2 separate regions of the Mus musculus genome follow, and region 2 is linked to region 1. The links are chromatin loops, found by intact Hi-C in ENCODE. Cell type or tissue: heart. All regions are shown on one strand. Links, peaks and the distances in the headings refer to the core of each region. The heading gives the core; the rest is flanking DNA.

Evidence for each region. Peaks named below come from ENCODE experiments on the same cell type or tissue, not always from the same donor. Only the 100,000 strongest peaks of a DNase experiment are listed, where the experiment ranks them.
Region 2: it touches region 1 in a loop (2.2-fold over the local background); 2 of 42 quality-filtered maps call a loop at or near these places.

What each region holds. Positions count from the first base shown.
Region 1 is chr2:124,546,137-124,562,017 of GRCm38, forward strand. It overlaps a transcript of Sema6d not described here. Among named protein-coding and RNA genes, the nearest start is that of Sema6d, 100 kb to the right of the region's middle. In heart, for the core only: no CTCF peak of the experiment used is centred there; DNase peaks (open chromatin) are centred at 8,815 and 9,155; H3K27ac peaks cover 976 bases.
Region 2 is chr2:124,361,719-124,377,599 of GRCm38, forward strand. It overlaps a transcript of Sema6d not described here. Among named protein-coding and RNA genes, the nearest start is that of 4930583P06Rik, 150 kb to the left of the region's middle. In heart, for the core only: no CTCF peak of the experiment used is centred there; DNase peaks (open chromatin) are centred at 7,793 and 8,423; H3K27ac peaks cover 1,462 bases.

The DNA of each region.
Region 1 (15,881 bases), core at 4,536-12,535:
GTGTGTGTCTATGTGTGTGTGTGTGTATGTGTTAATTAATGTGGCTTCTGCGGATCAAAGTTAGGCTGTTTGGATTGCCTAGAAGATGCTTTCATCTGCTGAACATCTCCTCCCCTCCCAGGAAGTTCTTACTTTCATTTTACAACTTGATCATTTTGCCTTTAAAACACTAATAGAATGTCTTAACGTAAAGAAAACAGTCTAATGGTGCATTGGGAAGATAAAAACAAAGGAACAGTAAGAAAGTTTTGAAAAACAGTAATAACCAACTCAAGCAATATAAAAACGTAATTCAACATTAAATAGCTTCTATTAGCATATTTTATACAAACGAATTACTTAAGTATAGTAAAGAATCTTAAAGAGCCAAAAAAATCAATGCTAAAATCAATGAAGAAACAGTAATTGCTAAATTAGGTTGTATCAGGAAATGGGCCAGTCACATACAAAATATTAAAATTATATATGATAAAGATAGCTCTAGTAATCAAACAGTGAGAAACCTTGAAAGTTTGAGAAGAATACATACAATCAAAATATTTATGGTGTTGTTTTTTTGTTGTTGTTGTTGTTGTTGTTTACAAATGGGGCAGATGAGATCTTACAAGGAACTACTGATTTTTGAGAATGATTACCAATGCGACAAGTTTCCATTTTTCCTGAGCCTTGGAGAAGTTAGTTGATATGCGTGTCCTACTTAGGGCTGCACTTGTAATAGTCGATTCTTCTCAGCTCTTGGATCACTTACGTGTGTATTAGCTGCCCCCACTAAAAAAGAAGCTTCTCTGACCAAAGAAAAGGACAGCGCTCCTCTACAGGAATAAACCCTGAACAATTAGAAGGCAGTTTTACAGGCACAGTTAGTGGCACAACAGTAGTGTCTTCCACACTAGCTGATGCCTTCCCCAGCTGTAGACTTTTGACCCAGTTAACAGTATCAGGCATGAATTTTCTCCCACAGAGAAGGACTTAAGCCAATCAGAAAGTGGCTGGTTATCCACATAACATTGATGTTACTCTTGCACCAATGGTCAAGCCTTAGTGGGCACAGCAGTAACGTAGCATGCAGGGTCCAAAGATGTGAGACTGCTTATGAGTTTTCTCTTGCAGCAGCCTGCACTATAAAGGCCAGTCAATAAGAAGGATGCTTCAAGTTCAGATCCAGCTTATTTTTTATCTTTTATCCAACCACCAAAGCAAGTAGCATCCTCAGCGATGGTGTACTAACAGTAAGTCCTTGTGGGTAACCAAAAACATCAACACTTTTTTTAAATATTAAAGGACTACGACAGGGATTCAATTTATTTGAACATGTATGTTTACAAAGACAAAGGAAAAACTCTAATATTTAAAAGGGAGGTATAGTTGCTAGGTAACCAATAAAAAATATTTGTCATAGGCAAAAGGATTCTAAATGAGTTTAGCCTATAATGGAGAGATAATACCACAACTGCTACATTATATGCTACCAAATAAAAGCCTGATACCTAGAATAGATTACATTGTTTTGAGTTGTTGACCAATGGGATCCCATAGAGCTTCTTAACTTTACAGGCTATTGCCAGTGCTGTTGGTTACTCTCCACAGCTTGATGGTAGGACTCCATGTACTTACACCATGCAATATGGAAAACTCTGGTATTCAACTGGCAGCTTCATCCTTAGTATCTAGAAAATGCTAAATACAATAACAGAGGAGAAAATCCTCTATCTCACCCTGATAGGATCCCTGTGAAGACAAGAGCAATCTGCCTGGCGAGATGTATCCCCACTGGTAAAGCAGAGACATGGCTTGAGGGCAGCAACCAACAGCCTTTTGATTGGCTTTAAGACCCACTTCATGAAAGGAAACCCATATCTGACTGTCAATGATCCCAAGAACATGAGTCTAGATAAATCAGGAGCCCTTTTTTGAAAAAATCCACTACAATTATTCTGCTAGATGGACACAGAAATAAAGATGATTCCTGTACCCATAGACCAGTGCACTGTTAAACTTCTTGAAGATGATGACAACCAATAAAGGAAGGAAGGAAGGAAGGAAGGAAGGAAGGAAGGAAGGAAGGAGAAGGGAAGGAGGGAGGGGAAGGGAAGGAGGGAGGGGGAGAGGGAGAGGGAGAGGGAGAGGGGGAGGGGGAGGGGGAGGGGGAGGGGGAGAGGGAGAGGGAGAGGGAGAGGGAGAGGGAGAGGGAGAGGGAAACCTGCAACTGGTCAATGAGCAGAGAATAAGGTACTTCTGAATGCTCATCCCTCAATGGGATGTCTATATCATACCTTTACCCTCAAGGCTCATAGATCTGTACAGAGGATGGAACAAAAAAGTGTAAAAGCCAGAGATTATAGATAAATTCAAAGAAACAGCATTTTCCAGATACAGCAGGACAGTTGTACATATGAACTCACAGAGGCCGTGTGTCTTAGGATTTCTATTGCTGTTATAAAACACCATGACCAAAGCAACCTAGAGAGGAAAAGGTTTATTTGCCCAATATATAACATTTCACTGAGGGGAGCCAAAGCAGGAACTCAAATAGGTCATGGGCATGAGGGAGGCAAGAGCTGATGCACAGGCCATGGAGTATTGCTGCTTACTGACTTGCTCCTTTGGGTTTGTTCAACCTGATTTCTTATGCAAACCAAGATCACCAGCCCAGGAATGGCACCTCCCACCATCAGTCACTAATTAAGAAAATGTTCTACCGACTTGCCTGTAGCCTGATCATAAGGAGGCATTTTCTCAATTGGTTCCCTCCTCACAGATGACTCTAGCTTGTGTCAAGTTGGCATAAAACTATCCAGCACACTATGATAGCGTGTGTAAGAGCTGCATAAACTCAAGTCTGGCAAAATCTCAACTAGAGAAGGGGAGGTAGGCAGGAAATAGCACCCTAAAGAAGTTCTATCCTCAGCTAAAGCGCTATTGGTATTTGATTGCTACTGGATGAGGGAAAGTTCGTTTTCTTCAATAGAGTGACACTGAGTATATCAACCACAAGACAGGCCCCATGCCAAAAAGTAGTCGACCAACATAAATTGAACTCCGTATTCTTTGTGTTGTTCTTGTTGTTTTGATAGAGAATCTGCTTTGGGGTAGGTGGGGGGATGAAGGAGAATCTGGAAAGAGTTCGGAGAGACGGAACACAAAATCAAAACATATTTACATGAAATTATCAAAGAATAAATAAAAACCTTACTTTTTAAAAAAGTAAACCTTTGACCCAGATAAGCAGAATTGCTGTCTTCAATTAACAACTGAGGAAAAGAAACAGGTTAAATAATGTGCCTGTGGCTATTCTTTAAAAGAATACATTTCTTGGAAAGTTCTAGTAAATGCCTGGAAAAATCTAAACATGCACAAAGAGAAGAAAGCCCAATAAGTAAGTTATTGGCGTTGGAATAATGTTACAAGCAGAAAGAAGCAGAGAAGGTATTTGAAGGTTAGGACAGAGAAATTTGGGGTGCACCCAAACTCAGGCAGGATCCCCTGCTTCTCTCTTGGAAGACAAATGACAAACTAGTCACAGCTTCTGTTTGGATGATGTTAAGGATGGTCTTAGAAAGTTTTCTTTTGGTTGGAAGATTTTTATAATATATGAAATGTTGCCAGATGAATATTCTTTACCAGTTGGACATTCAGTTTAACTAGAAGCTGGGTTTGGCACAGTATGTGTCCATATGCGGAGTCATAACACCACCCCAAATATCCTGAAGACTGGGTGTCGCTCTGTTTCTCTATGGTCATTTGGACAGTTTAAAAGAACTTATCTCCAGTGCAAACTTAGGTCATTTGAAAAGTGAATTCAACTGCTTTCACTTCTTAAGTTAATCTTGGAGTATAAAGAAACTGGCCCTTGCCAAGAACCATCTTTGAACAAATGAGATGTTCAGGCTTGAGCACTTGGGCACAGGGACTGGTCCTTTGCCACCTAATTTTCTTGGAAGTAAACTAGGGAGAACACAGGTCTCACCTAACAGCCTTTACGTGCAGCTTTCGCCCTCAAAAGGATCCCTCTAAGGATCTGGTAGCCCTCTATCCCTCTTCCTTAGATAATTCTTAGTATGCAGTTCCTTGGGGGAATGGCTACATACACAGTACACAAACACTGAACTTCTCTCTCTCTCTCTCTCTCTCTCTCTCTCTCTCTCTCTCTAATGCCTCCTTCTCACTGTTTAACTCTCTCTTTTCTACTTGAACAGAAAGAGGAAATTAAAATTTATTTTGATGAAAATCCTGGTATCCTGGTGATGTAATCTGTGCTTAGCAGGCTGAGTTACACTATTTTAAAATCTATTTTGGCATTGACACTTTAGCACTGCCCTGCTAAATCTACAGTCCTGAGGATTTTCTGGCTGAGGAGTGAAGCTATGGAAACTGCATGAAGTGCTGGCTTCTCACAGTCTCCTGAAGGGAGGAACTCGAAAAGAAAAGGCAGTGACCGTGCAAAACCCATTCCAGGAAGCAGACAGAGGGGCCTTGGCTGTGGGAAAATGGACACTCTGAAGGTGGCAAAGCATATGTGTCCATGAAGAATAATGATCGGTTTGTGTCCCCAGAAGGTGACACTGGAGACCTTTTATACAAAGCAAATTCACACTGCCTGGTTACAGAACCTTTGCTCTAAATGTCAAAGTGACAAGCAGGAGTCAAATTAGAAGCCACCTCCCTTAAAGCAGTGGTGGCTTCACACAGGTACTCACACCTAACTTTCTCTTACTCTTCTCCCAGGTGAAGAATGAACCTGGGCATCTTATACAGATTATGATTTAAATTGCTTCGTGGCTTCAGGTATTCCTAAAAACATCAATAAATTGAAACCCCTGCCAAGCCATCACTACAAATTTCTGTCATGACATGGAAATCCCAGGTGCATATCTCCTGTGCCTCAATGGAAGCAGAAGTTGAGACAGTGTGGGTGGATGTTGGTGTGTCCATGTTTGACCACTGTGCTTCTGACATCTTTGAAGAGCAACAGATCTCAGTGTTGCCTGGTGTATTCCAAAGAGAGATGGGGCACCATCACCACAACACTTGGAGTTGTGTCATGTTGGTATAGACATCCTTAGGAGTTACCTACTTACAGAAAAACACCAATGACACAACAGTTTTGAAATTTGCTAATTTTTTTTAATTAGGTATTTTCCTCATTTACATTTTCAATGCTATCCCAAAGGTCCCCCATACCCACCCCCCCAATCCCCTACCCACCCACTCCCCCTTTTTGGCCCTGGCATTCCCCTGTACTGGGGCATATAAAGTTTGCAAGTCCAATGGGCCTCTCTTTCCAGTGATGGCCGACTAGGCCATCTTTTGATACATATGCAGCTAAAGAGCTCCCGGGTACTGGTTAGTTCATATTGTTGTTCCACCTATAGGGTTGCAGTTCCCTATAGCTCCTTGGGTAATTTCTCTAGCTCCTCCATTAGGGGCCGTGTGACCCATCCAATAGCTGACTGTGATCATCCACTTCTGTGTTTGCTAGGCCCCGGCATAGTCTCACAAGAGAGAGCTATAACTGGGTCCTTTCAGCGAAATCTTGCTAGTTTATGTAATGGTGTCAGCATTTGGAAGCTGATTATGGGATGGATCCCTGCATATGGCAGTCACTAGATGGGAAATTTGCTAAATTTTTTAATGCATCACTGAAACTTAAAATTAACCAGATCTTCATGGAATGGAATTCCTCTGCTTCATCCACTAATAGTGTTGGAACAGCAAGAAGGCACAGATATTTTGTTGTCAGTTCCCATTCTTTGTGCATCTTTCTTAGAATTTCTCACCTCTTTCTTTATAATGAGACGTCCAAATACATTGCTACAAGAACCTTCACACTAGACAATTCACCACAATACATGCATTTACTATGCTTCTTAAATACCAATTTCCTCTACAAACCTATACTTTAAATGATATGAGATAAATACACTATGTATGTTTTATGTACCAGTATATACCAAGTTTGAATAAAGCTCAAAAGACCCCATAAAGCCAGTTCCATTCCACCAAGATTGAAGCAATAGGCTTAGAGGAAAAGGTCAGCATTAGACTTATTGCTCACAGAACAAACTCATTATTTGAAATGATCAAAGTTAGTAACAAGAAATCAAGAATTTGTATTTGGGCATAGTGACTGGTTGAGATGAGACAACCCTGCACTATGTGATGTTCAGAGATAGAATTCAAGTTGATACTGCTACCAAATTCCAGAAGACCCTGTGGATCTAAATATTCAATTTATTTTAAAGGAATTTTAGTGACAACGAAGTTCCACATATAAGATGTTCGACAGTGTCTGCTATGGTGTAGGTGCCTAACAAATATCAGCTCCCTTAACTGTGTGAGTAGTAGGAGCCCCTAAAAATTACACTGAGCCACTTCTCACGAGTGGGGCTCACTGTGCAGGTCAGTCATATGAAGTAGTGGATGGGAAGTGACTAGAGCAGAGCAAGGGGTTTGACGTGGATGACTCCTGGAGCAACTCTTCGTCCTGCATCAACTCAGAGTCACTGGATCTGACTGACTTCACGTCCTGGTGCTGAACTGGTCTCAGATGGATCTCAGAAGTAACAGATTTAAGACTCTGCTGTGTTTCCTTTCTGTAGTAGTAATATGCTTAGGAGCTTTGATGGTATTTATTCACTAACAGACACCAGACCTGATGATATCCAGAAACTAAACCCTGAAGTTTAAGCTCTTAAATCATTAGGACCCAGAGAACAGGGCAGTCTGGAAACAAAATCAATCCAAAGACTTCAGCACTTTGTTGAATTCAGTTGAAAAACAACCACAGGAATTGCCAAGACATTACACGGGTCCGGAAGGGAGAAGACAAATTTTGAAAACGCCAATCTTATTCAGAAAAATCAGACACATGGTACAGTCCTTATCCTGATTTGACCCAGCTCTCTCGTTGTGCAATGAAAAGTGGTAGCCCATAGACACCCAGACTATTAAGAATCCCTCCCAAGGCACTGAAGCCTTTTGACTTGTGTGTCTGTTCTCTCCCTCTTTTGTTGCTGAATTATATTTCCTTATCTTGACTATCTATATTTTTCTTATGAATAAAAACGCAGAAATGAGTGTGGGAGCCAATCTGAAAATGAATGACCCTGGATATGGTAACAGAGCTTCAAAGTTAAGCGATTCTTACCCCTGACATTCTGTCACTGCACATAGCATCAAGTCCTTATGGTGATTCCTATTCACCTTCCATATTTATACACATGCATATAAAACTATGTCACTTGCTTCAAAGTAGTAAGGTGACAATGATGTGTTCAAACCTGCAGAGACAGCCTGACTTGTTGCTACTCTCAAGGAAGAGTCAGAAGGATCACAAGTTCAAAACTGACCTGAGCTATACCTAGTCCTCTGGGCTAGATGTGTGGCTTGGTGGTAGAGCATGTTCAAGGCCCTGGGTTCTATCCCCTAGAAACTCATACATATGCCTAGAGGGAAAATCTATTATACAGATTTATTTGAGAAGATTCTTTACCTAAATAACTACTGAGCTCTAGAGGGGTAATGCATGTGTTTATAGAATGTTTTGCAGGCTCCAACTATATGTCAGGAAACATTCAAGATAGCAATGCTTTTTCATAGGACGATTTTCTTTCCTAAAGACTTTCAAAGTTAGTTTTAAATATGTATATGTGCTTGTATCTGTGAGTGGGTATGTGCATTTGAGAATGGTTGCCATGCCTCCTTGGTCCTGCCTTCTGCCTCCCTACTATGCACCCTGTGAAATTCTTCCATCCTCCTCACTTGAGCCCCACTGGTCTGGAATGATTGTCTGCTCCCCAGGCCTGAACCAAGCAACCTGCTACTGAGCACCCAGGCTCGCTCTCTACAGCATCTTCTGAGTTGAACCCATCCATCAATTCTTTGTGATGTTTCTTATATATTTCCCTTAGTTGGGCATCCATCTGAAAGGTTGTGTAGGCTTCATGAGTGACCTCAGAGAGCATGGATGCTACACAACTCTGGCTGCAATTGTCATAAAGGGTTTTCTTTATTTCCCAGCTTTGACAGTGGTAAGGAGAGTAGGCAGCTATCAGCTGGTGTTACCTGGGAGCCCTTCTGTCTCATCTTTCAGAAACACTCTCCACATCCTAACAATGTCTTCCTTTGTCAGACGTACCTGATGCATGCTCCTGTTGACTGGGGGAGGCTTATTATTTCATGTGTCTCTGTAAGTGGAGATTGCTGCTCTGAGGAGGAAGGGGGAAATCGATTGTCTGTTCCCGCAGCTTTAGAGCTATCCTGGGCTCTTAGGGCCTCAGAGTTGCTGTGTTCCCACACTTTCTGCTCAGCTGGCCGCTTTGTTTCTTCCCTTTCCTCTCTTCAGTTGTGCGTCTGTTTTCTTTTCTGTTGTTCCTTTGAACTCCTTAGGAAGCCAAAACTGCAGTCAGACAGAAGAACAGGAAAAGCTGCCCATGAGCAGACTTGGGCTGGGAAATTCCTTTTGTCTCTTTTCCCTTAAGGACATATTTTTATTTTATGTGCACAAGTGGTTTGTGTCTGCATGCACGTGCACCATCTACCTGCCTTATCCTCGTGTCAGACAGAGGATGGCATTGGATCGCCTGGAGCTGGAGTAATAGGTGGTTGTAAGCTAAAGGTGGTTTTATTTCTCTGTAAGAGCAACAAGCTCTCTTAACCACTATCTCCATCTCTCTGGGCTCATGTTCCTTTAAAAAAAGAGACTTGCACACATTAACCTAGAAAAGCTGAACACTGGCTCAACAATACAGCCCAGTATATCCAGAGCCAAGCCAGAGTGCACAGTGACTCAATAATACAGTGTGTCCAGAACCAACCCAGAGTGCCAGATTTCTTTCTATCTGTAGACCCCACCCCTTGTCTCAATTCTTAGGCCACAAATATTGCTATCCTAAAAGGTGCTTTAGGGTATGAGTGCTTACCCATCCTGAATGTTCCCACAGCATTAGAGGTCACACATCCTGTATGTGTCTCTTGAAATGGTCAGCCAGCTGTTAGAGGAAATTTACAAGACACCTTTTCCTTAAATCTACAAAAATTGCTTTTGTCAACAAATTCCTGTTCAGACTTCCTGCTCCAGCAGTGTTTGCTTCCTTGCTGCTGTGAGAGGAAACAAAAAATAGAACGGCCTTCCTGCTTCAGGAAGTTGGGCCCAGACAAGTCTGTGTGCCATGATGAGGCCAGCATCCTATGAAAGCCTCTGGGAAGTAATCCATTGGGGTATTATATTTAGGAACAGCCTGACTGAGAGCATCCCTGTGGCATTGAAGGGATAACCTTGTGCTCAGTTGGCTTGTCCTTCATTTCTGTTTAAAAGAATCGGGAGGGATGCAGCGTACAAAATGCTTCTGAATGGAGCAAGTCCTCTAGGCTTGATGGCATCTCTTCAGAATGGGAACTGTGTAGGAAGTGCAGGGATATGCAATGGCAATATACGCATGCGCCACTCAGTGTGCAGAGAATGGTGCTGAATTAAACTCGGCTACTCCTTCCATGACTGGTATGAGAATTTCCCAAACCTCTTCTTTTTCTTCCATATTTCTTCACACTTGGTCTTAGCCAAAAGTCCAAGAAGTGATCCTCCATACTTTTTTCCATCCAGACTTTGTGCTCATCACACAAGCAGCAAGTGAAGCGTCTACATATTAATACACTTTCAGTGTTTGAAAGAAAATTGCTCTCCAAGTTTGTCACCATTCTCATATCTCTTCTATGGTTTTATGCCATCCTAAACAGACTACAACAGAGACAAGCTCAATCACCCTGAGGGACAGCCATCCTGGGAGCTAGCCTAAGCCACATGTGTGAGTTGTTCCCAGGAGATCCAGTCAGAAGCCTGATCTAAGTTGAGCCTTGGAATCCTCTTAACTCCTATATCTGACAAGGGGATAAAGAGGCAGCCAGAGGATTCCTGTCACGCCCAGGCTTCGTGTCTCTCCAGTTGAAGCACTTGGAATTATGGAACACAAAAACTACTGGTGTCAAGCCCTATTCAAATGCCAGAGCCACAGAATATGTGAGCATATGAAAATGCCACCAAACTGTAGGCTGGTCAGTTGTAAGGCATGGACAACTGAAACAAGGACTTGAATTTCTGAAACAGTAAATGATCACATGGAACAATTTTGCAAACGGTGTTCAATTACATGGTGGTGAAGCCTGTGTTGGGCTATATGTTCATATCCCTATAGCATTGCACAAAGAGGCCTCAGCCCACTTGGGTGACAGTAACAACGCTCCATACACTGGAGGGCTTATCAACAATGTTAATGTCTCAACAACAATGTCACAGATCTGGAACATGGAATTCCAGAATTCAGAGCTGGGTTGTTGGGGACTAGTGAAGGAGCAGCTCTTAGTTCACAGATGGCCATGCTCTTGGTATTTCTCAGAAGGTCTGAGGGGCTTCTCTGGGGACCTTTGATAGGATCACTAATCCCTTTCAGTGAGGGGTGTCCCTACCATAACTCAATGTCTTCTAAAGGCCCCATCTCCATATTCTACCCTGTGAGTATTACGATTCAACAAGTCAATTTGAGGGATGAAGACATGCAGCCTGTAGCATCCAGGAGGCTTCCTGGGAATGTTTTAGATGTTAATAACCTCTACCTTAAGGGAATTTCCAAAGTGCTAGGCTACACCTAGATTGGCTCCAAAATCAGCCACTTCTCTTCCAAGAAGCTCATTCTCTGCAGTGATCCTTCCCTTAAAATAATAATAATAATAATAATAATAATAATAATAATAAATATGTCTATTCTGTAAGATTTTTCTCAACACAGTAAAATTGTCTTTAAAACTGCCTTGAAAAATGATTCCTCCTGTAATCCAGCCATGGGGCATCTCTTATCTCAGGACTGAACCCCACTGACTTTATATATCTCTCCTCATGTGCCTTGTGGCTGGAGTGAACTGTTACAACCACAGTCTAAAGTTCTACATCGTGTTAAGAGCTTTCAGATAACTTGGGTCAGTTTGCACTTTGTTGTACTATGAACAGCGCGTAGATATAACAGTGAAAAATGTTAAGCCACACAAAATGTCTGGCCTGTTCCAACCTGGACTTGCCAGCTAATTTCCACCCGGCAGTTTATAATGTACACAAAACTGCAAAGCCTGGAGTGTAAAGAGCTGGGTAATAGATGGGCTGTAGACTGCTCCTTGCTGCCTGCTCTGGCTTCATACACCACAGAAATTACAAAATCAATGAGATAAAAGCCACATGTCATCCCGTTCTTTCTGTGCTCTACTTACAGCCCAGGAGGCTGAAGGGTCACTTTAACCCTCTAGTGATGCTCTGCCAGTTGAGAAGTGTTACTTCTCACACTTTAAAGTCAGAGATCCTTGGCCTTCTAAATGGGTCCTCTTCCGGCCCAGTTCAGCTTTGTCTGTAGACATCACCACTACATCGGAGGATCTCCCTACTATGGATGCTGTTCTTGCAGGTCTGACATCAACTGCTCTTTGTGCCACCATGAATGCTGTCTTGATCCCTTCTCCAGAGCCACACACCATGCTCAGCCCTGGCACTGCTGGCAGAAAGAAATGACTGTTGGATTCTCACCTTATACTTCTTCTATTGTTCTCCATAATTTTTAAACAATCCAACATAGAAAAGCTGGTGTTAAAAATATCTCCCAGAGATTCCCTCATGGTTATTACTTTGGTGTTACTATTGAGCCCCTACCCTGGTCTGGCAGGAAGCTTATCTGAGCAGTTCAGCTCAGACACTTTGGAGGAACCACTTTTTGGAAACCTTCTTGGCACTCTTTGCTTCCAGGCAGTGAAATGTTCATCTCATCTTCAACACCTCTAACATTTCTCACACCTACGCCTTTGTCTTCCTCTCTGTAGCACTTACAGGGAGCTGCTCACAAGTTTCTATCTTCATATCCAGCCATAAGCTCCTGGGGCAAGACTGCATTTGTTTTTCTCTGGGTCCTGAGTTCCTGACACAGTGCTAGCATAGGACACATGCTGGTGAGCTGTTCATTGACATAGTGCATGGCTAAGTGACAAACAATCCTCCATGCTTCTCCTGTCAGCTGCCAAGTATCCCTTGGCAATCAGTAGTCATCCGCTGCCATCTTCCATGACTTCTAGTCAGGACTCCTGGCACCCGTATCCGTCCCCAGGATGATCCCACCTGTCCCTTCGCACATAAGTGAATTCCTCTGTCGCATACTTCCTCTTCAACATCTGTACCTGTCCTGTCGTCTTGGTTCTTCTCAAGACGGAAATATCCATCTTCTTTGCTGAGTAACACATGGGTCATGTATAACAAACTGCCTAAGAGTCTGAACTGGGCTGACACTTCCCTGCAGCTCCTACTGGCCTCACTTCTTTCAAAGAACCTGGACTGTATTGTTTTAGGAAACTAAGCCTTTGATCCATTTTATGAATCAGCTCCTGGTATATTTTAGCCAGTTAGTTTACTGAAGCACCCTTCTTGTCCAGTCTGAAGAGCATGGCAACATGCTTTTGATCATTCTTCACCTTTGGGCATAGCACCTCCTAGGGACTTTCAACTACAGAAATTTGAGCATCCTTTAAGACCTAGCTTACATAGCCAACTGGCTAGGAAACACCCCTGGAAACACTTCCCTTTGGACCACCTCCAGAGGAAAGAGAATTAGTTAAGCCCTTGCGTATTATGCCTTCTTCCCTTTCCATAAGTAACACTCGAAAATATCCATTCTGTTACACTGTGAACTTTTGCAAGGTCTGTCACCACATTTTCTTCATTCGATCTTACTCACACACAAGGGTGATTCATGACTGAGAACTAGTAAATGATCTGAATAATAATTAATTACCTTTTAAAAAGCCATGAGGACCAATGAGATGGCCCAATGCATAAGTATAGATATTGACAAGCCTGATGACCTGAGTTTGATTCCCACACTGCATGGTAGGAGAGAACCTATTCTCTCATTCATACTCTGACCTCTGCATGCACCTTGGTATGCACACACACAACACATGCATATATATATATATACATATATATATATAGATATAGATAGATAGATAGATAGATAGATAGAGCGCCTTGAGTTCTAGTTCACAGTTTAGGGGTGTCTATCCTTTCCTGTCGAGTCATGTGTCTAATGATAGAACTGAGGTGAAGGCTCCTGAGACTCCTCACCAGGACACAGCACATAAAAGCTAGGGGTGAAAGGAGTGTCCATAGAAAGGATATGACTCCCTTGTTTGCTTCCTAGAAATCCAGCTTGGCAAGTTTTGAATGACTGTGATGACATGTTGACTTCTCATCCCTAGCTGAGGACTAGAAGTACCAAGAGACTCGGGGTCCTCTTTTTCTCTCACTCCCATCAGTCTGCATGAAGAAGCTTGTCCCTCCTTCTAACTTCACTCCCCAGTTTGAAAGGGCTGCTATTGAATTCCAAAGTCAAGGGACTTAAGGCAAGATATCTGCATTTTTCCATCTATTCTCCTATTTACTCAACATTAGCTGTTCCTATATATGGTAGCAAGAAATATTATGCAGTAGTATATAAAGATTCTTATTTCCATTTAATTACTTTTGATAAATACATTTCCTGAACCAAATTCACAATCTTGAGAAAACAATGGCATTGTTGGTATGATTGCTTTGAATTTAGATTATATTTTGATAATAGAATATAGGGAAAATATCTTTGTGTTTTTATTCCATTTTCAAAGAAATCGATGGCGGGGTTTCTCTTTCTAATTTAAACATTCCCCTGCAGTGTTGATAACTCAAAGCAAATCTCATTATACTCAGTGCATAAGAACCAGAAAATGATGCTGAATTGAGTTGAAAAATGAAAACCTTCATTTCAGCCAGATAGGAGAGCTACACTGAGAAATCTGAAGCACTATCTATCTCACTTGTCTCTATGCAACCTTACAAAGGGCAACATGACACACTCAAGAAAACTGTCAGAAGTGGCCTTTGTCCCCAAGGTATGTCAAAACATAGACGCAAATTAAATTATAAAATAATGAATTCCAGTATCTGGTCCTGTTGCCAAATATAGAATATGTACAGGAACTCACGAACATAACTGGAACCATCCAAGAGCTATGCCCAGAAACAGGAAGGAAACCATGCCATACTGGAATAAAGGCATGGGGGGACCCACAAAAGAAAGCAACCATGGCCACAGTTTTAGGGATCATAGAAAATGAAGCCATGATTGGAATACCGAATAAAGCAATGTACTTGAGGGCCCCATGTACAAAACTTGGGTTGATAAGGCAAGGAACCTAGAAAATAGGGTCCCAGAGAACATAAGCAGGCCTTTGAGATGGTAAGATTGGGAGATCCAAGGGAGTGGTTACAAAGGGAAATAGCAGTTCTCAGGCTACAATGTTTTAAGTTTCCAAAGCTGATGCTAGGGGCAGTAAACTGGACAGGAGAGGTGTGAGAGAGGCTTCTATTAGGCTCGAATGCAGGCTGAACATGAAGGCTAGGAGCCAGAAAGAACTTGTATGACAGAAGAATCAAGTACCCACTCTTCAGTAGACTAGGAAATAAGGACATTCTGCTTTGTGGACACCCGAGGGAGTGTAAAAATAACTGCTACTTCTCTTTGAGAGTTTGCAATGTGCCAAATAGCGTGATGATAGTAATACTACCAGGCACCTGCATCGTGAGGAGGACTCTGTGCCAAACGCTGCTTGAAACAGGATCAATGGGGATGCATAGAAGATGCCTAACATCCTTTGGTGATGTCACACATAAGTCTTCCAGAAGCCCTGAAGGATGCACATGCACACACGATGCACATGTATGCGCGCACACACAAGGAAATCAATGCATAGTAAGACTAAGCAACTTACTGGTGATTTCTAGAAAGCCATGGTTTGAAACCAGGGAGCCGGGCTTCTGAGTGTTAGCTCATAGCCAGCACCCACAATAATGAGCATTGTGCATGCCTGGTCATTGTGCCACAAGTAAACCCAGCATCATGGAGCAGTGGGCTTCCTGGTCATCACACTATATATACCAGATTCTGATTCTTAGTGAAGTTTGTGGGAGGTGTCTAAGGCTCTCCTGTGGCTAATTACAGAAACTACTAAAAGAAGGCAATACTGATGCTCTTTACAGTATTCATTCAGAGGGAGCCAGAAACCTGAAAGTGAGGAAATTAGAGAGGAGCTTGAGGTATTGCCTCGTGAAATGCAGATCACAGTAATATTTTAATTAACTTGAAATAATTATATTACACATGTAATTTATTCTATCACCAGGTTTCACTGAAATTTTTATTGGCGATTCTGAGTACATGTATTAAAGATGTTAATAAAAACATTTGGGCTGTGTTTTATTTTCCTAATTGCTTCTTTTTTTTTTTTCTGGTTCAATAAGGATAATGATGTAATATCAGTGGGGAAATTTCACTTAGTTTGAGATTCTGCTCTTTATTTTCCACTCTAGGCAGTGTGTCAATAAAGAGCATACTAATTCAGTGCAGCATAATAAATATAACAGAATAATATTTGATCGCATTAATAATGTAAACAGCAAAAATTAAATGACATTCAGAAACGTTCCTAAATTTTTTAAAAACTGCATATCAGAAAGACAGGGAAGTTTTTCAAATATGATTTTTATCACAAACCAAATCCCGTTAACTTATGGTGCCAGAGGCAGGTGGCAGAGAGATCCATCATTTCCCAGGCTGCCGCCTAAAACACAGGAGGGCCACTTTTGTGTGTCATCGGTCCAAATGATATATGCTCCCTTAGCCTGGCAACTCTTCTTCTAGCCTCTGAAAGTATCCCCGATGGCTGGCTCCCCTCATGAGCCACATCCCTACAATTACTCTTTGCAAAGGGGTGGGGGGGGGGGGTGGAAAAAGAATGAAATTATTTGTGAGAGTGAAATCTGT
Region 2 (15,881 bases), core at 3,838-11,837, 190 kb before region 1:
ATGATTTGTGCATTGTTGAGCCCTCCCTGAAACTTTCAGTCACAAACAGGCTTTGTATGGAGAAAATTTGGGGGTGAAGGCCTAAAATTGCTTCGATAAACTAGGGTTGTAAACTAAATTCCAATGTACTTTCTTTCTTTAGTGAACTGCAAACAGCAAAATTTCACTGCATGTATAGATATCCAGTATCTTTTATTAAATTTTTCCCATTTGCTATAGAATCATGGTCCTGGTCCTAACACTCCTCTACCAGCAACCTAAAAGCCTAGAGCATGGGCTCCTAACAGTGAGCATGGACTCCAGTAGTTTATGTCTTCCACACTCAGTGGTGGTAGCACTCAGTTCAAGTTTGAACAGATATCTTCCTTTGAAAAGATGCTTCATCTAATCTAGAATTTTGTGTTTGACTGGCATGAGAATTCCTTGAAGAAACAGTTCTGCTGAATTAAAGTTTCCGACCAGATTCTTACTTAGACATAGATCAAAATTTAAGCTTTGAACTCTCTGTCTGTTTAGAGAAATATAAGAGGATGAAATGAAGATAAGTAATCTGAATACCACTTAAAGCACACTGGACACTCAGATTGTCTACTGCTTTGTACTGACCTTTTTTTTTTTTAAAACAGGTGACAACAAATTTAGTTCTGTATAAAATGTATTCTCTTAATAACTGAATAAGTCTAGAGTTACAGGCAATCCACAATAGCAGGACAGTTGTGCATCATCTACTTTAGGAGATGATTTTGACTAAATGACAAGAGAAGCAAGCTAAAGAAAGAAAGGCTGTTTGTAACTGGTGTGAGTGTCATGGTCACTGGGTGAGTACCGCTGCAAGTGGCCCAGTACTGCAACAGGGCACTGCAGTGCTCTCCTGACCTCACTGATGCTGAGAATCACTGCAGTCTGCAGTGCTTTGCTGAGTATATAGAGTATGATGGTTCACACAAGCTCATCTTCTTCTAAGGTTCAATTATTTGGAAAAAAAAAAAAAGCCCCTTCCCCTCGAAAAGATGGAGCTTTCTGATCCACGAATCATCTTTACACTGTGCATTTGACTTGTTATCAACTTCTGGTAGACAGTGTATCTGAGGTTCTACCTCACTGGGTAGTGTATCTTTGGCTTTCATGTCCTACTGGCATGACATGTCGCCAGCTCTAGCACCCATGCCCATTTCCACTCCTGCTCTCAGGAAGAGCTGGCTTAGCAGGAGATGGCAGCAGAGAAGAGCCTGGCCTGAGGCAGGGTAGGTGCCCTAACCAGTGGGGATGCTTTTCTAGACATCAGAGATTTGAGATGTTGCCATGGCTCTGGCTCCTCCAACTGTAAAGAAATAAAAATACCAATGGAACAAGGGTGGGCTCAAACATCCCCAGTGCTTGGGGAAATCAGGATATGCTTAAATGCTGCCACCATAATGTAGCATGTCTAACAATTCCTTAGCTAATTGTGGGCAGTATTAAGAGTAGAAACAAGTTTGTGCCCCTGATTATTAGTTAGACCATCCTTTCCAAATCAGAAAAGTGGAAGAAATTTGATATTTTTTCCAAAAATTTTTACAATCAGAAATTCATTTATTCTCATATTTCTCAATTAAAACTTTTAGACACTGAGACAAAACTGGGGCCACAGGAGAGCATGATGTTTCCTCTCTGACTTGCTGCTAAGTTAATATGATAATCTTGCCGAGTAACACAGGAGCACTAAGTAACAGGATCCTGGGAAAACACCTTGGCAGGTGGACATTGTTCTCTCAAATCATATTCTTCCCAAAGCAGGACATCTGCACTGGGAGGCCAGATGTGTGCTCTGTCTTAACTTCCCGTGTCTTAAAGGAAGCCTTTTATGAAAATTAATTATGCAAAAAAGTAAATTTACCCTGGAGGAGTGTGTGTATTGGACCCTCACACACTTCCCCACTGTGTTATTATCTTTGATTAGCTACAGTATCCCAGGATGGCCCTGGAGGACTATGAATACCTTGACACAGTGGCAGGAGCCGGGTCTCTGTAGCCAGAGACATGAAGTCAACTTTTGTTCATCCTTAAGAATCTGTGTGATGGTCCCTTCCAGTCCACACCAGCACCAGGGTACCTTGGGTGCAGAGTCTGCGGACAGGACCCTCCATGGGATCTTGAGACCTCTGGTGAGTAGATCACAACTTCTGCCAGGAGGCAGGTTCGAACACCAGATATCTGGGAACCTTCCCTGGAAGAGGAGAGCTTGCCTGCAGAGAGTACTTTGAACACTGAAACTCAGGAGAGAGCTTGTCTCCCAGGTCTGCTGATAGAGGCTAAAATAATCTCCTGAGGAACAAGCTCAAACCAGAGACAACTACAACAAATAACTCCAGAGATTACCAGATGGTGAAAGGCAAACGTAAGAATCTTACTAACAGAAACCAAGACCACTCAACATCATCAGAACGCAGCACTCCCACCCAACCCATTCCTGGGAACCCCAACACACCCGAAAAGATAGTTCCTGATTTAAAAGCATATCTCATGATGATGTTAGAGGACATCAAGAAGGACTTTAATAACTCACTTAAAGAAATACAGGAGAACACTGCTAAACAGGTAGAAGATCTTAAAGAGGAAGCACAAAAATCCCTTAAAGAATTGCAGGAAAACATGGTGATGGAATTGAATAAAACCATCCAAGACCTAAAAAGGGAAGTCGACACAATAAAGAAAACCCAAAGTGAGGCAACGCTGGAGATAGAAACCCTAGGAAAGAAATCTGGAACCATAGATGTGAGCATCAGCAACAGAATAGAAGAGATGGAAGAGAGAATCTCAGGTGCAGAAGATTCCATGGAGAACATAGACACAACAATCAAAGAAAATACAAAATGCAAAAAGATCCTAACTCAAGACATCCAGGAAGTCCAGGACACAATGAGAAAACCAAACCTACGGATAATAGGAGTTGATGAGAATGAAGATTTTCAACTCAAAGGACCGGCAAATATCTTCAACAAAATTATAGAAGAAAACTTGCCAAACCTAAAAAAAGAGATGCCCATGAACATACAAGAAGCCTGCAGAACTCCAAATAGACTGAACCAGAAAAGAAATTCCTCCTGACACATAATAATCAGAACAACAAATGCACTAAATAAAGATAGAATATTAAAAGCAGTAAGGGAAAAAGGTCAAGTAACATATAAAGGCAGACCTATCAGAATTACACCAGACTTTTCACCAGAGACTATGAAAGCCAGAAGAGCCTGGACAGATGTTATACAGACACTAAGAGAACACAAATGCCAGCCCAGGCTACTATACCCAGCCAAACTCTCAATTACCATAGATGGAGAAACCAAAGCATTCCACGACAAAACCAAATTCACACATTATCTTTCCACAAATCCAGCCCTTCAAAGGATAATAACAGAAAAAAACCAATACGAGGACGGAAACCATGCCCTAGAAAAAGCAAGAAAGTAATCCCTTATCAAACCAAAGAGAAGACAGCCACAAGAACAGAATGCCAACTCTAAAAACAAAATAATAGGAAGCAACAATTACTTTTCCTTAATATCTCTTAATATCAATGGACTCAATTCCCCAATAAAAAGACATAGACTAACAGACTGGCTACACAAACAGGACCCAACATTCTGCTGCTTACAGGAAACCCATCTCAGGGAAAAAGACAGACACTACCTCAGAGTGAAAGACTGGAAAACAATTTCCCAAGCAAATGGTCTGAAGAAACAAGCTGGGGTATCCATTCTAATATCGAATAAAATTGACTTCCAACCCAAAGTTATCAAAAAGGACAAGGATTTTGAGTTGAAAATCTTCATTCTCATCAACTCCTATTATCCGTAGGTTTGGTTTTCTCATTGTGTCCTGGACTTCCTGGATGTCTTGAGTTAGGATCTTTTTGCATTTTGTATTTTCTTTGATTGTTGTGCCTATGATCTCCATGGAATCTTTCATACTCATCAAAGGTAAAATCCTCCAAGAGGAACTCTCAATTCTGAATATCTATGCTCCAAATGCAAGGGCAGCCACATTCATTAAAGAAACATTAGTAAACATCAAAGCACACATTGCACTTCACACAATAATAGTGGGAGACTTCAACACACCACTTTTATCAATGGACAGATCATGGGAACAGAAACTAAACAGGGACACAGTGAAATTAACAGAAGTTGTGAAACAAATGGACTTAACAGATATCTACATAGCATTTTATCCTAAAACAAAAGAATATACCTTCTTCTCAGCACCTCATGGTACCTTCCCCAAAATTGACCATATAATTGGTCACAAAACAGGCCTCAAAAGATACAAAAATATTGAAATTGTCCCATGCATCCTATCAAACCACCATGGACTAAGACTGATCTTCAGTAACAACATAAATAATGGGAAGCCAACATTCACGTGGAAACTGAACAACACTCTTCCCAATGATACCTTGGTCAAGGAAGGAAAAAAGAAAAAAATTAAGGACTTTTTGGAGTGTAATGAAAATGAAGCCACAACATACCCAAACTTATGGGACACAATGAAAGCATTTCTAAGAGGAAAACTCATAGCTCTGAGTGCCTCCAAAAAGAAACTAGAGAGAGCACACATTAGCAGCTTGACAACACACCTAAAAGCTCTAGAACAAAAGGAAGCAAATTCACCCAAGAGGAGTAGACACAGGAAATAATGAAACTCAGGGGCCTAAGTGACCCTAAAAATTCCACCAGAGAACTCCTAAACCTGATAAACAGCTTCAGTGAAGTAGCTGAATATAAAATTAACTCAAACAAGTTAATGGCCTTTCTCTACACAAAGAATAAACAGGCTGAGAAAGAAATTAGGGAAACAACACCCTTCTCAATAGTCACAAATAATATAAAATACCTTGGCGTGACTCCAACTAAGGAAGTGAAAGATCTGTATAATAAGAACTTCAAGTCTCTGAAGAAAGAAATTAAGGAAGATCTCAGAAGATGGAAAGATCTCCCATGCTCATGGATTGGCAGGATCAACATTGTAAAAATGGCTATCTTGCCAAAAGCAATCTACAGATTCAATGTGATCCCCATCAAAATTCCAACTCAATTCTTCAATGAATTAGAAAGAGCAATCTGCAAATTCATCTGGAATAACAAAAAACCTATGATAGCAAAAACTCTTCTCAAGGATAAAAGAACCTCTGGTGGAATCACCATGCCTGACCTAAAGCTAACAGAGCAATTGTGATAAAAACTGCTTGGTACTGGTATAGTGACAGACAAGTACACCAATGGAATAGAATTGAAGACCCAGAAATGAACCCACACACCTATGGTCATTTGATCTTCGACCAGGGAGCTAAAACCATCCAGTGGAAAAAAGACAGCATTTTCAACAAATGGTGCTTGCACAACTGGTGGTTATCATGTAGAAGAATGTGAATCGATCCATTCCTATCTCCTTGAACTAAGGTCAAATCTAAGTGGATCAAGGAGCTCCACATAAAACCAGAGACACTGAAACTTATAGAGGAGAAAGTGGGGAAAAGCCTCGAAGATATGGGCACAGGGGAAAAATTCCTGAATAGAACAGCAATGGCTTGTGCTATAAGATCGAGAATTGACAAAAGGGACCTCATGAAACTGCAAAGCTTCTGTAAGGCAAAAGACACCGTCAGTAAGACAAAAAGGCCACCAACAGATTGGGAAAGGATCTTTACCTATCCTAAATCAGATAGAGGACTAATATCCAATATATATAAAGAACTCAAGAAGGTGGACTCCAGAAAATCAAATAACCCCATTAAAAAATGAGGCTCTGAGCTAAACAAAGAATTCTCACCTGAGGTATAGCAAATGGCTGAGGAACACCTGAAAAAGTGTTCAGCATCCTTAATCATCAGGGAAATGCAAATCAAAACAACCCTGAGATTCCATCTCACACCAGTCAGAATGGCTAAGATCAAAAATTCAGGTGACAGCAGATGCTGGCAAGGAGGTGGAGAAAGAGGAACACTCCTCCATTGTTGGTGGGATTGCAAGCTTGTACAACCACTCTGGAAATCAGTCTGGAGGTTCCTTAGAAAATTGGACATAATACTACTGGAGGATCCCGCAATACCTCTCCTGGACATATATCCCGAAGATGTTCCAACTAGTAAGGAAGAAACATGCTCCACTATGTTCATAGCAGCTTTATTTATAATAGCCAGAAGCTGGAAAGAACCCAGATGCCCCTCAACAGAGGAATGGATACAAAAAATATGGTACATTTACACAATGGAGTACTACTCAGCTATTAAAAAGAATGATTTTTATGAAATTCCTAGGCAAATGGTTGTACCTGGAGGGCATTATCCCGAGTGAGGTAACCCAATCACAAAAGAACTCAAATGATATGTACTCACTGATAAGTGGATATTAGCCCAGAAACTTAGAATATCCAAGATATAGGTTACAATTTGCAAAACACATGAAACTGAAGAAGAACAAAGACCAAAGTGTGGACACTTTGCCCCTTCTTAGAATTGAGAACAAAACACACATGGAAGGAGTTACAGAGACAAAGTTTGGAGCTGAGACAAAAGAATGGACCATCTAGAGACTGCCATATCCAGGGATCCATCCCATAATCAGCCTCCAAACGCTGACACCATTGCATACAGTAGCAAGATTTTGCTGAAAGGACCCTGATATAGCTGTCTCTTGTGAGACTAGGCCAGGGCCTAGCAAACACATAAGTGGAGGCTCACAGTCAGCTATTGGATGGATCACAGGGCCCCCAATGGAGGAGCTAGAGAAAGTACCCAAGGAGCTAAAGGGATCTGCAACCCTATAGGTGGAACAACATTATGAACTAACCAGTACCCCGGAGCTCTTGACTCTAGATGCATATGTATCAAAAGATGGCCTAGTCGGCCATCACTGGAAAGAGAGGCCCATTGGACTTGCAAACTTTATATCCCCCAGTACAGGGGAACGCCAGGGCCAAAGTGTAGGAGTGGGTGGATAGGGGAGGGGGGGGAGGTCATGGGGGACTTTTGGGATAGCATTGGAAATGTAAATAAGGAAATACCTAATAAAAATATTAAAAAAAACAAAAAAATTTTAAAAAATGTTTTCAGGGGAGCAGGGCGGGGGGAGGATATAGGGGACTTTTGGGATAATATTTGAAATATTAATGAAGAAAATATCTAATAAAAAGTATTAAAAAAAGAATCTGTGTGACACCAATCTTGTCTGTGTCTTGATTTCTTACTAGTTTCACATTTTTCACACCCCACTCCAAAAACCAATAGCACTTATGTAAGAAAGTTTTTTTTTAATTTAATTTTTTTTTTTAGCAATAAATGGGACATCTTGGGGAAGTGAGCTAGGTGGAGAATTGGGTGCTAAAATTGTCAAAAGGTGACAAAAGTTGAAGAAATTACTGAAGTGAAGTTCTACAGGCTATGGTAGGGTAAAGCCCTGACATGTTTACAGCTTCACAGTGCTTTCTTCCCAAAAAATAGTTTTCCTGGAGAAAGAGTTTCCAAGTGCATCTTTGCTTTCTCTGGCAAATCCCTGTCATTTGAAGGTGAGTGTGGATGAAAGTAGAGAATCCTCTGTTCCTCAGAGTGATGGAAGCTCACAGAAAGAGACAGACCAGGGTCATCCTAAGAGAAAATCAAATACTTTACCCTCAAGGGTGATGGCAGAGTGGAAGAAGAGGTAGCCAGTCATTGGTGGAAAAGAATAGTGGCCTTGTCTGCCCAGAGCTTGCAGACCTGTTCTCACTGGGTCTTTCTTCTCAGCTGCTTAGATAGGGATTTGGTTCCAGTCCAAAACAGGGCTGGATAAAGCAGGCATTTCCCAGGGGACCTCTGGTAATACCAGGCCCAATGAAGTCAGCATAACTTGATTCTGTAACTTGGCCAAGGAGGACCCTGGGCCAAGAATCACCACGGCCAACCCAGGTATGGAAAGCTTTGCATCACTGATGTCTATAAGCATCCTGAAGAAAAGACCATCTCTAACTGCTTTCTCATAGCTCCCTAGGACATCTATATGTAAAGCAGAGATTTGTACCAACTAGGCTTCTTTGTCAAATATCAGCTTGAATATTTCATGCATTAGAGAATTGGGGTTAATGCGCAAAAAAATGATTCTTATGAAATAAAACTATTGAAATATGCCTCTGAATGCATTTCAGAACCATGTCTCCCAGGCTTCCTGGAGTCGCCTGGAAGGAAAAGGTTTGCTCTGATCATATGCAAATTATGGAAGGAAAAATATGCCTACACTGTTAAAAACTTATCATAGTTTTTCTTTCCTTTGACCCAGAAACTCCTTCTCTTTTAGTCTCTTAAACATCTATTAGTACCCAGTTTATGAAAGTGGCTTTGCTGTCTTCCAATTCTGCTGTGTCTCTGGGGAAAACTTTCTGGCAAGCCCATGGGGTCTGAGAAGCATGCTTCTCCCAGCTGGTCCAGAAAGCCGGAAACCTGGAAGGCCAGCCCCAGACTGTCTGGCAAAGCTGTAAGGGAAGGAGAAGCTTAACTCCTGACTGGCTGGACCCAGGAAGCTGGGGTATTCCTTTCTCTTTGCTCATGAAGCAGAATAAAAGGTCAGAGATTCTGGCTTAGCTCCTGTCAGCTTGTCATTTTGCTGATGTTCTCCTAGAGTGCGCTGTATGCAGAACAGGCTGGGGGCTTCTTGGGACAAGCTCAAGGTGAGTCAGAGACAGACAGAACTTCCTGGTTACCACTGCACTTACAATCCCTTAGCCAGAACCTCTCCTCTTTAAATTCAGAGAAGTCATTAAATGACCTATTAATTAAAGAGTGCTGTGGAAAACAAATTGCAAAACATGTTCATTTCTAAACAATGCAAACTTTTTTGCACAAGAACCAGATGCCACTGATTCTTAAACTTTGCCCATGCATACATTTGTACATACATACATACATATATACACATACATACATACATACATACATACATACAAAAAAAGTTACATGACTACAAAAGTCACCTTAAAATCTGAATCTTCAGTAGGTGAGATCCCTTGATGTACAAGCCTGAAGACCTCAGCTTGAGCCTCCAGCACCCATGAAACAAGTTGAGCACAACTGTACAGACTGTAACCTCAGTTTTGGGGGCGGGGGATAGAGGTGAGCAGATCCTGAGAGCTTGCAAGTCAACCAGCCTAGCCCCAGATGACTAGCTTCTGCTTCAGGGAGAGACCCTATCTCAAGGCAAAGGGCAGGAGCAATAGAAAAAGTTACCTCATATCCTCTTGTAGCATCCATTTGAGCATGCATGCACAACATGCACACACACAAAAACAAATGAATTCCTCTTAGGAATATGCAGCTTCTCTGTAGTAGGTCCCAGCTTTATTAAAGCATTTAATACATGTGCCTACTGCTACATGCAAAGAAATAAAAAAACCTTAATCATTTTTGTTTGTTTTCTTAAGACTTAATAAAATTCAGAGGCCAAGAAAATAGAACCCACAAAAAAATGGTCCATCTGCCTTTCTGATGCAAGACCCCTTTGTAATTATGCAGGGTACAATGATGAATTATGGGAAATGATCTTTGAAAGAAAGGGACCCATGGGTCCTTTCCTGGGGAAGTGTGGTCTTCTGCCATGTGTCTAGTAGACATATATATGTTCTGGGTGACACAGCTCCAGGATAGGGGAATCCCCATCACTGTGGATCTGTGTGAAGCAGAATCTTTTTGTTGGATAGGAATCACAATCAAGAAACCCAACAACTAACCACAGGCATGTTCTGGAGAACATCATTCTCACTTTTCTGGTGAGGAAGTATAAATCCCAGAGCAGCTAAACCTGTCACAGAACATCCTAAGGACTGTTCAAATGCTAGCACTCTGGCCTGAGAGTCCTGATAGCGTTATCTGACGTGTATGCTTGTCTGTCCTGTATCCCTTGATCACTTCCTTTACTGGCTGCTTGTATGTTTATGTAGGCAACCTCAACACCAGCCAGTCTCCAGAACTCAAGCCTTATTCCTGAATTAAGCAAGTATTCATGATTTAAATCACTGTAAGAAAGCCTGTGAGTCCTGGTAAGGAGGAATGCAGGGCAGATAGAGTTCAGTAGGAGTGGAGGCTGGAAGACAGGAAGTTGAAAGCGTCCCAGGTCATGCTAAGTTGGGTAATACTTTTAAATCAGTTTCTGTCAATGAATTCAAAAAAGTATTTCTACCATCAGAGTTTGGAGTTACATATTAGGTTACTTCTGCTTCAGTTTCCTCCCTTCTAAACATGATACTGATACTTCTAACTCATTATATCTTCAACATAGCATGTGGCCCCATTCTTTCATTCATTGCTTATTTATGAAGTAGCCTTGGCAGATCTAAGACAGAAGCCCTTTTAAGAATACTTTCCTCCCCTCTAGTTGTTCATAGCAATGCAGGTAGAGGGTTTCAACAGAATGCATCCCCCTGGCCATCCTGCAAAAGCATGGGGCTCACACAAGGTGACCTCTCCCAGACCTTGAAGGAAACATGGGTCTCTGTCAGAGAGGAGTGAGATACCCTGATGACAGACAGGGAGTCAGCAGGTGACTGGACTGGGCATGTTCGTATTTGGTTCACAAATCCATCCCTTCACTTATTAACCCTACTCTTGGTGGTGGTAATTTATTGAACAGGAAAAGTTGAAAAGGAAATAAACGGAAAAAAATTAGTTTCTGGTCAGAAGAGGCTTTGTCTGGTTAATTTCTATGTCTCGCTTAAGAATAAATTCAAACAGCCTTAAGAGTCTTAGGGAGTAAGCCTTTCCTTGAGTAAGAAAGATAGATGACCTTACTGTGTTTGAATTTAATGTATATTGTTTTTAATGTATATTGTTATTTCGTCTCATGCTCTGCCTCGGTTTCCAACCTCCCTTGTGTTTCTGTCTCCATGAGTCAAACTCTGAAATTGTTTTAGAGACAAACACTAGTAGTAGAGGTGAGGGGAGACTGCCTTTCTATTGGAGCTATTAGAGCCCAAAGCATGATGTCAGATTGGCTTCAGAGTATCCTCTTCTCATGACTCCTCCTACTTATGGCACAGCCTTTCATCCTGTTTCTTAGAATTTCCTGACTTAGATCCACTGGCTTCATCAACCCTCCTCTTCTTAGAGGGCTTTCTGTAGGTCCAATCTATAAGTACAGATTTATCTTTCATCCAAGAATATATTGATTCTTGAAAAAAGTGGGTGACCAATACTTGGTCTTGAAAAATGGATGCCACAGTGTGGTTGAAGGCAAACAGGATAAGAACGACACTGGTGAACAGTGACATTTCAAACTGTCACATAAGCATCCATTGATTCAACCAAAAATGGCTGCCTCAACTAACAAACTCCAAATTATCAGACATATATATCCTTTGTGTGGGTAAAATTAGATAGGATTTGCTTTTATTTTTCCTCTGAAAAATATGATTTTGAATCCCACATATACGAGAAGCTGCATTTAAATTACATTATGGGTTCAGTGGTGACATTCTGCATACAGCAGGCAAGGAGGCACAGGGGCACTGTTGATTCTGGGTTCTAAGTTGCATCTGGATAGAGCACACAACATATACATGTAGGCCTCTTCTGTAATGACCCAGGACCTGCATGCCCAGCCCTGGCCAGCTGCCTGTTGAGTGCTATATGTTGTGAGTGTGCAGTAAGGAATGGTTTAGAATGAACTAAAATAACCCAGGTTCACCTCAGTGAGGCAGAGAAAGTCTCAGCACAGATCCCAGGCATTAGGCATTAAGTCATCACTGCATATTTAGAGGAAATCATATATCTATAGTTAGAAATAAAATTAAGTGTGTGTGATGATTTTTAAATATATTTTCCTTTATTCTTTAAAAACTCCATACATGTATACTCTGTGTTGTACTGCTCATATGTTTAAGGGTATAAGGTGATACACTGCTCATCAACAGCCTACCAGGGGCTGCATCTCTGTATTTAATTAAGTTTGGATACATAACAGTATCACAGTCAAGGTGCCCAAAGAATCATCAGACTTAGAATTTGTGTTTTGCCAAATGCTTATTTTTTCCCCTGTGTGGTTTTGTCTGGGTGACACAGCAACAAACCATTATCATGTATTTCATTTTCTCCAGATTACAGGTGATTCCATTAGTAGAGCTTACCAAAAGACAATACTGGATAAGCTGTCCTATAGCAGATATTTCATAATGATCAAGGAAACTATGCCAAAGGGATATGGCTTAGTCTCCTCACACCTCAGCTCTTTCCATGTAAATGCCCAGTCATGTGCCCATAAAACCTGAAATTATGACCTTCATTTTCTGTGGCTTAAAGTTAGAGCAAAAGTGTTCCATCAATAAAATCTTCAATGGTTTTTCGATCCTCATAATATCACCCAGCAATTCTCTCTTTGAGTTGCGATAATAGCAGCAATTAGGCAGCCTTTATTCCTCAACCCCTTTTAACTTTTGCTTTCATATAAATGAGCACACAGCACATACATGTAGCCACTATGGAGAGAGTGCTGGTCAGCATCAGAAGCAAGGAAACAATTACCCCATTCATAAATTATCTTCCCTTCTCCCTTTAGCCTCAAAGGTTAAATGTGAATATCCTTGTTTACCTCACCTTCCATTTTGACCACATGTGAAGGCCTTGATGGGGCCCTGCAGATGGGTTACGAACATAAGGCTTATTAGAATCAAGCATACTTGCATTTATTAGTGGCCACTAATGGCATGCAATTAAAGTAATTACAGGAAGGCAAACAGACAATTAACTTCTTGGAAGTGTCAAGAAAGGGCACTCACAGAGTTTAAAGTTCTTGGGCATATGGTTTATCTTTATGTCCCAGAAATATTAACACAGGCAATGCTTACAGAATGGAAGAGTTATGTTGGACTTTCACGAAAGAATTGTAGAATGGGTATGGTGAAAGTCAAGAGCTGTAAGCATCATATTGGTAGCATGGGGGGAAAGGGAAGGAGGTGAGACCATAACCAGCCTTCAAGAATTATGGCAAAAGATTAAAGCAACAGATATCAAAGGGGATGATGGATGTATCTACTTTTCTGCATATTTCAAAGCATGAATCAGCCCTGGTTGGACTTGCTCAAACATTATGAGTATCTTCTCCAGTTTTTGGTAACCCAGTTAGAGCCCTGGTCCCCAGTCTCCAGGCCAATCAATGGCAGGCAGGCACGCTGCCCTGTACTAATACTTTGGTTATCAAGATTAAGTGCTCCATGCACAACTGGTGACACCAGCATTAATCTGTTCTTACATCACTATGTTCCCATGGTCTGGCCAGTTTCCATGAGGCATCACCTCCTAAACCTTTAGGATTTAAAGGTGATATCCTCCATCCATATTCAGAGCACAGAACTAATGAATATACAAGTGTGGCTGACTCAGGCATGTGAGAGCAATTGAACTTCTCTTATTGGTAACTGAATCATCACAGTGTGGTAGGTGAAGTGACAGCTTCTGTAATAAAACAAGACCTTCCCCTCAAATTAAAATGTATCCAAAACTAGACATAAGCGCTCTGAAATCCAGATATGAATGCATTAGTTCATGTCTTCTATTCACTTTTTTCCTATCCAGCTATGCTCTTTGTTATTCTCGTCCATAATGCCCAACAACTTCCCCACCTTCACCCCACTCAATAACCCATGCCTCTTGGTGTTTGGGTGAGAAAGTCCAATCCCCTCTTTTCAGACAGTCAAAAGTTCTGACCAGGCCAACTAGTGAAATGTATTTCTCATGATTCTGAGCATATCTTACATTTCAATCTCTTTGTTTAATTTTAGTCATTTCAGTTGTGTATAGAGGGTTATGTGTGCATGTAGATGCCACAGGTCAACCACTAATGTCTTAGAAGTCATGTACCTTGATTTCCAGGCAGGGTTTTCCTTTGATTTGAAGATGGCTTATTGGGCTAGGCCAAGTGGCCACCGAGTCCCAGGGATGTGACTGCCTCATGACTGGTATTATAAATACGAGGCATCACGTTTGGCTCTTTACATGATGCTAAGGATTGAATTCTAATTGTCATGCTCACATAAAAAACCCTTGAAAAAGAATGAGTTCTCCTTCCAGATGCCTATATTCAATTTCAATGCTGCTTTGAGCTTTCTCAATTCCATTTCTGGGTTCATATTTTCTTACACATTTCTTTTCCAGAAACAAGTTCTTCCTTTGTTTCAAATTTACTTGTCATAACAATAGTGACATCCTTGCTTAATTTCTATCTTCCTGCGTCTTCCTCTGAACACCTAAAGTTTTATCTCAATCATTTTTACACAATTTATTCCTTCTCAGGAACACTTTATTCCAAAAATAACTCTAAGATCTGGAAAGAAATGCTGTTCCTTGATTCTCATTGCCTTTTGCTAAGGAAAGCATAATTGCAAGCATCCTTTCTCCATCTCTTTGCCTGCATCCGGCTATGGTCTCACATCCAATCAGCCCCAACTTAAATGTGAAGTCTCAGTTTCAATATTACCTCTACCAGAAAGTCCCTCTTTTTTTTTTTTTTTTTTTTTTTTTTTGGTTTTTCGAGACAGGGTTTCTCTGTATAGCCCTAGCTGTCCTGGAACTCACTTTGTAGACCAGGCTGGCCTCGAACTCAGAAATCCACCTGCCTCTGCCTCCCAAGTGCTGGGATTAAAGGCGTGCGCCACCACGCCCGGCCAGAAAGTCCCTCTTAAATTCTTCAGACTGCATCTCTGAGCTCTTTCCATCACCTTTCATTCATACTATCATGTTGTATCTGTATCAGTGATGTGAAATTATCTACGAATGGGGGTTTTTCCACTGCTAAACTCGGCATCTCTCTAGGAACATTTACCAGCAATTCCCTGACCCTGATACATAGATGTGCTATTTTAGGTTATTTCACCATCTTGAATGGCTCCTGAAGGACTCAGATCTGTTACAGCTATTTTGATAGGGTTGGGAAGGGTGTCTCCAGTAAACGAAGACAGTTCAGAAAAGATTTAGAGAGCCGCTTTGGAAGGGAACAGTCACAAAGCACTACCAGTTTTCAGATTCTAAAATTGTGGTCCGCTTGGTCTTTGTCATCTTGAACTCCACAGCTGCCCCCATTTACCGCTACAAGGTAGCACAGTACTCAAGTGCATGGAGAGGATAAGTACCTTTGTCACATTTGAAAAGGGTTTGGATGGGATCTGAGAAAGTAGCAAATGTTTCAAACACTCAGACACCTGAGCTTCAATTACTCGCAGTGTGATATTTTCCATGATTCTTCCCAAATCAGCCTTCACTGAGTGTCTCTGAAAACAAGATATTGCTAGATACAAGCTTGTTTTTTAACTGATAACCATCACAGAGTCCAGGCATCTGTCCTGAAGTTGGGTAACTGCCAGCCTTGCCACATACTCACAGGTACAGAGCTCCATTATGGGGTATGTTAACACCACTCAATGCATTCTTTCTCAGTCTGTCTTCAGTGTGCACAGTTTTGGGTATATATATGTATATATATAATATTCTGCTGCTAGGACGAAAAGAACATTGAACATTGGACACATGTTATGTATTAATCTGTACCAACTAGTATAACCCAGCTCTGTATTTGGATACAGACTTGCAAAAACATAGTAAAGAGAGAACACAGAAGCCTAAGGAAGAAGAGAGTAGAAGTATGATCTTTCCAGTCTGGTTCATTGTAAAAAGCCTCTTCAGATTTTCAGAAAGATTAAGGAAGTCTTTGGCAGAGGAAAGGAGAAAAGACATTTCCAATAGAGACTCCAAGGCATGGAAGGAATCTTGGGCAGAGCAGAGCAAGGCATGCAGGAAAAACAAGAAAAATCACTGACTAGAGCTTGGATTCTGGGTAATGAGTGCATTAATGTTTAAATTGCTGAGATCATGAGGTCTAGTGGGTGATAGATTA